Linked DNA regions of Homo sapiens: region 2 is linked to region 1. A link is an interaction called in ENCODE POLR2A ChIA-PET data of the cell type or tissue named here. Cell type or tissue: OCI-LY7. All regions are shown on one strand. Each heading gives the region's core, and the rest is flanking DNA. Links, peaks and the distances in the headings are about the cores only.

The links. Peaks named below come from ENCODE experiments on the same cell type or tissue, not always from the same donor. Only the 100,000 strongest peaks of a DNase experiment are listed, where the experiment ranks them.
Region 2: POLR2A ChIA-PET joins it to region 1 with 7 read pairs; 5 of 35 experiments call an interaction of 5 or more read pairs at or near these places.

Annotation. Positions count from the first base shown.
Region 1 is chr13:40,642,391-40,647,770 of GRCh38, reverse strand. The region is part of intron 1 of FOXO1 (forkhead box O1); the gene reads left to right. Among named protein-coding and RNA genes, the nearest start is that of FOXO1, 22 kb to the left of the region's middle. In OCI-LY7, for the core only: no CTCF peak of the experiment used is centred there; DNase peaks (open chromatin) are centred at 2,320 and 2,780; H3K4me3 peaks cover 2,544 bases; H3K27ac peaks cover 2,524 bases.
Region 2 is chr13:40,546,729-40,552,108 of GRCh38, reverse strand. No RefSeq gene overlaps it. Among named protein-coding and RNA genes, the nearest start is that of LINC00598, 68 kb to the right of the region's middle. RefSeq lists an enhancer at 5,375-5,380. In OCI-LY7, for the core only: no CTCF peak of the experiment used is centred there; no DNase peak of the experiment used is centred there.

The sequences.
Region 1 (5,380 bases), core at 159-5,158:
AAAAATGGCTTCCCCCCATCCTTCTAGGTTCTTTGGGCTGGGCCATGATTTAAATTGACACTAGATAGCTGGGCGCGGTGGCTCATGCCTGTGATCCTAGCACTCTGGGACGCTGAGGCTGGTGGCTCACTTGAGCTCAGGAGTTGGAGTGCAGCCTGACCAACATGGTGAAACTCCATCTCCACTAAAAATACAAAAACTAGCCAGATGTGGTGGTGCACGGCTGTAATCCCAGCTATTTGGGAGGCTAAGGCATGAGAATTGCTTGAACCCAGGAAGTGGAGGCTGCAGTGAGCTGAGATCACGCCACTGCACTCCCGCCTAGGTGACAGAGCAAGATTCCATCTCTGGGCAGGGGAGGGGAAGAAATAAATAAATTGACACATGGTAGACTCTAACAGGAGAAAATGTCATTTTATTTATACTTATGTTTGCACAAGAGTCCCACAAAATGTAATGCAGGTTGCATGATTGAAGCTTATATTGTATACTGAGCTAAGAAAAGAATTAGGGTTTGAGGTTTTTGGTGGGGTGGTGGCCACACAAGTTAAAGGAGGATGAGGGGAAGAATTATATGGTGAATAAAGATTGTCTTGCTCTTGGGGATAAAGTCTCTCAGGTAATAAAAGTTGTCTGGAGCAGTCCTAATCCTAGTACAGATACTTTACTAATGTAGACTTCCTTTATGGATGCAAATTTCTTTTACAAAAGGACAGCTTTTCTTGTCTACTCTGGTGTCTGCAGTTTCACAGAATAACCAGCTCAAAATATGCCAAGGAAGTATATTTTGGGGTGGCATATTCTGATCTCCTACAGTCATATTTTGGGGTAGTGTGTCCTGGGCCCCAACATCCCTTTTGAATTGTTACGAAGTTCAGGCCGGGCGCGGTGGCTCACGCCTGTAATCCCAGCATTTTGGGAGGCTGAGGCAGGTGGATCACTTGAGGTCAGGAGATCGAGACCACCCTGGCCGACATGGTGAAACCCTGTCTTTACTAAAATACAAAAAATTAGCTGGGCGTGGTGGCACATGTCTGTAATCCCGGCTACTTGGGAGGCTGAAGCAGGGGAATCTCATTAACCCGGGAGGCGGTGGTTGTAGTGAGCTGAGATTGCGCCACTGCACTCCACCCTGGAGACAGAGCCAGACTCCGTCTCAAAACAAAACGAAACAAAACAAAAATGAATTGTTATGAAGTTCAAATGTCCAAAATTCGATGAAGCGGAGGGAAATTGGTTAAGCTAGAATTTTATAATATTCACCTTTTAGAAGTCACAGTAGTTGGCTGGGCGCAGCTCACGGCACCAACACTTGTAATCCCAGCACTTTGGGAGGCTGAGGTGGGCAGATCACAAAGTCAGGAGTTTGAGACCAGCCTGGCCAATATGGTGAAACCCCATCTCTAGTAAAAATACAAAAATTAGCACTCCAGCCTGGATGACAGAGCGAGACTCCATCTCAAAAAAAAAAAAAAAAAGGTCACAGAAGTCAACTTTTGCTTTAAAAAAGAAAACCACAATTCCTTCACACCCCTCAAATAATCAATTAATAGGCTTGCTTTTTGTTCATTAATTTTTTTATTTCCCATCTAAGGCTGATATCCATCATAGACTAATTAAAATTGTAGATTGTGGGGAGTCTATCTGTTCTGTTCTCAATTATTCACTAAATGGAGAGTGCCATGACTTTTTTTTTTTTTTTTGAGACGGAGTTTCCCTCTTGTTGCCCAGGCTAGAGTGCAGTGGCGTGATCTAGGCTCATCACAACCTCTGCCTCTTGGGTTCAAGCAATTCTCCTGCCTCAGCCTCACCGGAGTAGCTGGGATTACAGCAAGCGCCACCATGCCCGGCTAGTTTTGTATTTTTAGTAGAGACAGGATTTCTCCATGTTTGTCAGGCTGGTCTCAAACTCCAGCTGCCTTGGCCTCCCAAAGTGCTGGGATTACAGGTGTCAGCCACTGCACCCGGCCAGTGCCATGACTTTTGAGGGTGCACATCTAAATGGCTGATATTAAAAATGAGTACTTTTTGATCACTTCCTACTCCCCTTCCCTAGTTTTTCATCTCTTCTTTGCTTTCCTTCTCATTTTCGGCCCCCTCATTTAAAATATTTGACTTGAATAAATTTCTCTAACTTTAATTAGATGAAAAGTTTCTTTAAAGGTCATTGCTGGTTGCTGGTGTGAGTTTTAAGTTTGCTACAACAACCCTGTTTTACTTATTACTGCCTTTAGAAATAGTCATTGTTATTAATAGAACTGATCCCATTTAGAAATATTTGCAGGTGGTGATGATACACTTCACCCTGGGCGTGAACATGATGCAAGTCACCTTAAGGCCTGTAAAGAGGAAATCCACAAGGAGAATGACTTAGGGGAGTGAGCTAAATGGAAGTTACCTCTGTGTACTTTCACCTTTTAAACTGAAAATATGTAAGTATGTGTTTGTCTTACCATAGTTTTACTACCTTCATAGTGTTCTGGTAAATAGGACCTTTAAAATGAGCAGGGAAGGGGAGGGAAACAGTTTTTCTGGCAGCTGATAGTCTGGATATATAGATGTAAATTTCCACTGAAACTGCACCTACCCAATCCTTTTCCTACTGTGACATGTCATTAACTCATATTTGACTTTTGGGAGGAGAGAACTACAAACTCATGCAGAAATACCAAGGTGTGAGGTAAGAAGTCATAGCCATTTCAGTATTCTAGATGTGCATGTCACCAGCTGTTGTCATTGAGCTAAATGCCTTTGTGTTTTCAGTGTTGTCTCGACTCTGTCGCCAGCAGTAGTCTGGTTTAGTCTGGTTTAGCAAATTCTGCAGCCTTCCTGCCTCATCTGTGTTGAATGCTAAGATTAGTAACTTTGAGATGAGTAGTGTTGGCTGCCTTCACATTCTGAAGTTCTTAATTTTAACTTCTGGCTTAGAGAATATGAGACCATGGACTGGATGGAGAAGTCTCTTAACATTAGTAAAAGGAGTTAAATTCTCAGGGTGGTTTCGCTTTTGTGCTTGAATGAGGATGGGAGAGAATACTGCCATTCTCTGTGTTTTGGGTGAATAATCCCAAAGACATTTTATATGTTGAGAGTTTAGAGGTTTGACCCAATCAAACCGGGAATTGTATAACTGGGATGTCCAATACCAAGGCCTCTAAGCTCCTGAAAAACACTTTAGAAGTTCCTGAGCCATCATTGTATGTGTGACCTGGTATATCCCACCGGACTCACGTGCAGGTCTTAACATTGTGATTTTTTTTCTCTGGCTCTGGTTAGATTTGGCTTTTACTCTATCTCTGGCTTCTAATCGGTCCTCCTTTCATTCTCCCACCCTACTTTTCTCTCCTAGTAAATTTTTCCTTTCTGTTAGAGGCAGTAAAGTCCTCACTCTCCTTGTCAGTCCACATGGAAGCTTTGCCTACTTGGCTCCCCTTGGGGTGCGGTGAGGTGAGAGGAGGAGTCTAGTCCTGTGCTAATCGCAGATTGTTGGGGACATGTGTTTCAATTTCCTTTGTCTCAGTTTTCCCACCTGTAATTTTGGAGCATGATAATGGGCCATCCAGTGCTAGTGTCTGCAAAACTTGCTTCGAGATCACTGGACAAAAGGTGCTGGTTAGATATATTTACTGGCATGCCCTGGGAGGATGTCTTTAGATCACTACAGTATTCCAAAACTCACGTTGGGGTCACGTCAGAATGATCAGAATTCCCTCTAGCATTTGCTCTTTATAATGCACTCATGAGCCTAACTTAGATCTGTAATTTTGCAGTAAATATTAGGAGTTTTTGGTTCTGTTTCTGCATTGGTAACCAGATAATTCCTATTTAGACAAGTCACATCACTGCGGTACTAGCATCGTCATCTGTAAAATGGGGATAATGATACTGCTGGGAAGTACTTGTAGGACAAGTTGAGGTGCTCAAAGGAAGGAGCTGTGTAATTATGCTGTATTATACAGCAATAGCATTAGCCAAAATACTTGGACTTAAAGCTTAGCACACCTGAGATTCTGGGGTTTTCTTTTTCTTTTTTTTTTAAATTACGGACATTAGGATTATATGGAATATTTTTACATAAAAACATAAGATCAGAACCAAAGAAAGAATCAAAACCTTTAGACCTATCTTTCCTAGCATTCCTAGTAATTGTGTAGCAAGTTTGATAAGGGTGCTCTGGCAGACTTATATTGTTTTTGTGCTTTGGAAGAACTTCTGATGGGATGGGGAAATAACCTGGCAGCATGAGAAAGTGGAATATAAAATTGTATATCAACTGATTTCAATTATGTGAAGTATCTTAGGCTCTACTGTATAGCTGTACTCGGGAGGAAATACACCCAGAGTTTGCAGTGGGTTGTATTTGGAGTGTATAAATACGGGTAAGTTATACATATGTATCTTCTTTTCTTTTTTTTTTTTTTTTCTTTTTGAGACGGAGTCTCACTTTGTCACCCAGGCTGGAGTACAGTGGAGCGATCTTGACTCACTGCATCATCTGCCTCCCGGGTTCAAGCAATTCTCCCACCTCAGTGTCCTGAGTAGCTGGGATTACAGGTGCCTGCCATCACACCTGGCTAATTTTTGTATTTTTAGTAGAGACGGGGTTTCACCATGTTGGCCAGGCTGGTCTCAAACTCCTGACCTCAAATGATCCACCTGCTTTGGCCTCCCAAAGTGCTAGGATTATAGGCATGAGCCACCACGCCCGGTCCTGTATTACATTTTAAGTAACAAACACTTTTAATAGAAACATTAACAATTTTGAAATGAAAATGCTGTTTGTGGTTTTCAGGCTCTCCTCCTTGAGAGAATTTTGGATTCAAGCAAGTCAAACTTGAGATTATTTGTATTTTTTATTTTTGGGAGAGGATCTCACTCTGTCTCATCCAGGTTGAAGTGTAGTGGCACAGTCTCGGCTTCACCTTCTAGGCTCAAGCAGTCCTCCCACTTCAGCCTCTGAAGTAGCTCGGACACAGGTGCACGCCACCATGGTAGACTACTTTTTTGTATTTTTGGTAGAGACGGTGTTTTGCCATGTTGCCCAGGCTGGTTTCGAACTCCTGAGCTCAGGCAATCTACCTGCCTTGGCCTTCCAGAGTCCTGGGATTACAGGCATGAGCCACCCTGCCCAGCCTATTTATGCTGTTAAAGGGAAGAACAGAGGGCTGGAATTAAACTTTAGAGGGTCTTTTATGGGATAGGCAGTGAGACAGGACTGAGCTGATCATGTTAGGATTCCAAAGGGTAAGTTTGCCAAGCTTATATCTGTCATCTGATAGTCTGGATGTATAGATGTAAATTTCCACTGAAACTGAAATTTACATTTATATGTGGTGACAGGCATGAGAGATACCTTTTTGGAGTATAGTTGCCGGTGCAA
Region 2 (5,380 bases), core at 275-5,274, 96 kb after region 1:
AGGTGTGTCTGCTCACTGCTTGAAAGCCAGATTCGAGAGACAAGTGTTGGTGGGAGGAAAAGCAGGATTAATTGGAAAGCCAGGAAACCGAGAAGATGGGGAACTAGCCTTCTAAAGTACCATCTTCAGACAGTACAAATTTTAGGCTCTTTTTATGTTAAGGGCAGAAGGAAGGGGAGGGGATTGAGATCAAGAGGTAACAGATAACCACCGACATCTGGGTGCCAGCAAGTGTTCAAGGAACTTCTTTGTCCTTGGTCAGGTCACAACGCTCCTATAAATCTTTAACAAAAACATAGTTGTTTACATACTTCTCCTTTAATCCCAGAGTTAGTTTTTAAAACTACATGATTGCTGTTTTTGCATATTAATAGTACTCTAAAATTATCCTTGCCTATGTGCAGAAATGGGTAAGGGCCACTTAAACCAAAATGGAGTTAGTTATGTTAGCTCTTGTGCTGTTTCACTGTTACACTGCTGCTGTGCTGACACTAAGCAGAGTTTCAGCTTCACTAATATAATTTGGGTGAGAGTGAGAAATGGTTTAACAGTTAAATCACATCAGTTGATTGAGAAAGTAAATCTGAGAAAAAAAATGCATTGGGATGCGAGTCCATTTGTCAAGTCCTGGTTGGATTGCCACCATATGTTGGCTACGGATAAAAGTTGACCATAAAAATCAGTGAAAGAATTCTGTGAGAATCAATTGACCTAATATAATTTACAATAGAGAGTATTGTATGTTTTATTATTTGTAAATTGTTACTCATCTTTTATATCAGTAAATTCTTAATTTATGTACGTAAATACAGGCACACGTTATTTCCCCACAGAGCAGGTTGTTAAACATTGGCCAACACATCACCAACTGGGTGTATGAAGGCATTAAAGGACTAATGATTTTGGTGACAATAACAGGCAGAATGGGAGTAAGGGAAAGATAGAATAGGAGGTTGAGGGAGGGTCTGGGGTGAGGTCATGGCAGCAGGTGTCTGAGAAGCTGTGAAGGCCAGGGCCCTAGAGTAGAAGAGGTTAGGGGATGATAGGGCCTCAAGATTGAATGTAGCATGCAAATTAGATTTCAGAGCTAACCAAGGGACTTGGGGTGGAGAGGAGTCACATTTAAGTGCCAGTGCCTTTAATTTGGGGGAGAAATGCAGAGCCAGTAGCTGCTAGATGTCAGTGACTGGGAAGGGCACACAGCAGGTTAGGCTGATGCTGTAAGCATGGATACAGCTTTTAACATGAGGGTGCAAGAGGAAGATTCTGGAACTGGAAAAGGAATGCAGAGGATGCCAGTTCTGCTTTTTAGACTCATTTTTGATGGGAGGAATTATACCTGCATACTGGGGTTACTGTGGAAATTAAATAACCTGAGTTAACCCCCTATGGTAGTGCTTGGCATATAGAAAGGGCTCACAAAATGAGAGCAATCAAATGTTCTGATTTGCTTAGGAAAAGATGTTGTCCCAGCACAGTTATGGTTAAGTTCCTCTTGTTACTCAAAGTGTTCAGGTTTGGGTGATTAATTATATGTTCACCCTATTAACAAATGACTGCTTTTTAATTACTTCCTGGAACCCTCACCTCACAGTGGACATACCAAGAGCACCCAGTGGGTGAGAGGACTCAGAGGCCCCCTGGAAGAATCTTTCACAGGCTGGAGGGTTATTCTTCTAAAGGAATGTTAGCCTGGTGTCTCAGCATAAACTTGAATCTATGACACATACTACCATCTGAATGTTTGTGTACCTCTACCGCCCCATTTAAATGTTGCAAATGTTGAAATCCTGACCCTTGTGGTGATGGGGTTAGGAGGTGGGGCCTTTGGGAGGTAATTCGGTCATGAGAGTGGAGCCCTCATGAATGGGATTAGTGCCCTCACAAAAGAAACCCAAAAGAGGTACCTAGCTCTAGGTACCTCTTCCTAGAAAGTGCCATCTGTGAACCAGGAAAGGGAGAGGCCTTGGTCTTGGATTTCCCAGCCTCTAAAACAGGGAAATAAATTTCTGTGGTTTCTAAGCCACCTGGATTATGGTATTTTATTATAGCAGCCTGAAGGTACTCAGACAGCATGCAAGGTCCTTCCCAACCAACCTTTGCCTTTGCATCTCCACCATATGCACCAGTCACACTCCATTCCCTTTTATGCTTCCAGCCTTTTTGCATGCTGGAAGGTCTGTTTATCCAGAATGTCTGTTTATCTGGAATGTCTTTCTCCTCCCTTCCTTATCAAAGTCCAGCTCAAAGCCTTCCCCTATCATTAAAGTCCACCCCAACCCCTAGTGTCAGAGTAGTTACACAGGTGAACTGGAAGCATTTAAGACTCCTTTCCCAAATATAGCCTTGTGGCTGTGTTTAGCCCTGGCTAAATACTAACAATTCTCCTGAGGCAGCCCTGTAGCCATCCTAACAAGAAGTTTGGAGCCAGGCCTGCCTGACTTTGGGTCATCAACAGCCTTCCACTGAGCCTGAAGCAACTGGCCAGTGCAGTTGACCACTGGACACAGCCAAAGACATTCTTCTTTGGTGAGCCAGCCCACATCTGCCAACATTCCACCAAATTAAAAGCAGACCAAGAACCCCCAAGTATTTTGACAAGTCTGGAGCTGCTATTACTTCAACCGAGGCAAGTACAATGGCAAGAGAGAAAGGTATGGGCAATGATGAAATGTCTAAAAGGGATCATTGGCCTGCCCTCCAGCCAGCCATCTCCAGGGCTGCAGAATCCTTTCTTTACATATAGATTTTTCTCTGGGCTCCAGGGACAGAGTCAGCCCTTTCACTTAGCTCCTACTTCCAAAATTGCCATTAACAAGACTGAAATGCCAGTTTATCTACTTTCCCCCAGAAAGTGTTGCATGTCTATAGACACAGCTAGGATGTGCTCATCTTGGGACAGTTATAGTCTCTGAGTTTGTTCGTTTATTTTTTAACAAGACAACTGGCCACCCTTAATTAAATAGATATGTGATTTGTTTTCAAGCCACCTCATCTGAGAAGGACACCGCAGTGTTATTTGTAGTTTTTGCCTCGGTTGTGTGATGGGGGTGTGTCTCCATCTCTCCCCAGCCTAATGGGATTGGATAAAGTATGTGGATTTCATGTTCTGACTTTTAAAAAAAATTTAATTTGAAACACTTGAAATATTCAAATATTTTTGAAATATTTTAGAATTAAATATTATTTTGAAAGGAAAATAATTAATTCTCCTTTGCAAGACAGAAAAGTTTTTCCTGTTTTATTTCCCTACACCTACCAAAACAATGTCTTGGTGAAAAGGAGGACCTCCTGAGGTCAAGCAATTCTGTTTAGAAATAATTGGAAGTCGTGATAAAACATACCCTGAATTGGTTGGGCACAGTGGCTCACGCCTGTAGTCCCAGCACTTTGGGAGGCAGAGGCAGGCGGATCACTTGAGGTCAGGAGTTCCAGACCAGGCTGGCCAACACGGCAAAACCCCGTCTCTACCAAAAATATGAAAATTAGCCAGGCGTGGTGGTGCATGCCTATAATCCTAGCTACTCGGGAGGCTGAAGCAGGAGAATTGCTTGAACTCGGGAGGCAGAGGTTGTAGTGAGCTGAGATCGCACCACTGTACTCCAGCCTCGGCATCAGAGCGAGACTCCATCTCAAAACAAAAACAAAAACAAACAAAAAACCTCCCAAAAAACCTGAATAGAAAACTTCATGTGTACTTGTAAACACATCTTCTGAGACTCAAAAGTTCTTAGAGCCCTATGAGCTATATTTTTTAAATCAATATTATCTGTAAGTTTCTAGTTCCCCTCTGACTCCATTTTTCTGTCTTCAATAATTGTTATTCCATTAAAAACATGGCTATAATTTTCAAAATCCTGGATAGGACTGGCTGGAAGCATTTAACAGCTGTATGGAATCTCATCTAACCATCATGTGCCTTTTTTTTGGAAACAACAATCTGAGCAATTGTCCTTGTCTTTTGTAAGAAAATCACATGATTAAAAAAATAGATGACTAGCAATATTGTTGTCACTTGGTTACTGGCAGGAGTAGGGAGAGGGAGGAAGACATAGGAAAAATGCTTTCTTGGATCCCTCAGCCACACCAATCTGCAAACCTTTCTGGAGTAAATAATTTCCTTTGTCATTTCTGAATAACTAAAAAAAGACTTCAGAATGTTTCCAGGCCTGGGCATTCTATCATGTAATACTTCCAGCATTTGAGTTACCTTTCCTTGCTTAAAGAGTTGGCTCAAAACTCAGCCATGTTCCCCACTGCTGGATCTGAGTGTTGGGGAGACTGCTATGAATTGTATGAATGAAAGTTCTGTGTTCGTTACGGACAATAATGGCCCCTCTGGGATTAGAAGACATTTGAATCAGCTCCCAAAGGTGCTGCTTTGACCTTAGTAAGCATTCTGAAACCAAGCTTCCCACTGCCTCCAATGTGTCATCCAGAAAGAGAGCTGCAGGCTTACCCCTGACAGGGAGGTGCCTGTCATCTTGTAGACTATAGAGAATAGAGGCCCCATATATGAAATGTTTGGAAGCAGCAAGGCTGGACATTGACCAGCATAAAGCAAGTGTTGGAATTTGTTGTTTCTCTGCAAAATAAGCTGATTTTTTTTTTCCAGGGTACTTCTAAGACTTGTAGAAGAAAAACTATGATTAAGAAAAGTGGATGGATTATTAAGAAAGGCTTTTTATTCAAAAGGTTTTGTGATTTTAATAGCGCTTTGCATTTATAATACCTTCCATCCAAGGATACCAGCCACCTCTGCCAACGCTAATTCCTCAGCCTCTCCTTGAATTTAAAAGAGTAGAGCAAACCTATTCGCCGTGGACCATGCAGAAGTGAAAAGTGAGTCCCCTGGGCGGGGGGAGTTTAGTTACCCAAGACCCTGAGGGAACCTGTTGTAAGGGAACTTCAGAGATAAGACTTTCTCAAAATGTGAGCTACTAACTGTTGGCAACAGAATTACTTGGAAAGATTTGTAAAAAATGCAAATTCCAGAACCTCTGAGAAGGAGAAACAGAATCTTGGATCGGGGTGTGATGGTGGAGAAATCTATATTTTAATTATTCCGGGTGATTTTTATGAACACTGAAATTTGAGAACTGCTCTTAGACTACAGAAATGCTGTAATATTTTCTGCCATTCATTCATTCAATAATTACATTTACCTACTGAGTATCCGCTGTGTAGCAGGCCCTATGCAAGATGCTGGGGACATCCTATGTGGTGATCGGGACAGACGCGCTGTCTTTCCTCATGAGGCTTGCAGTCTTCTGCTGCTCTTTAGTGTGTAGTGTGGGTTAGCAGAAAGATGTCATGAAGTATTCTGTAAAAATAGGCTCCTTGGATCAAATAAATACTGGGCTGATAGCAGGCCATGAAA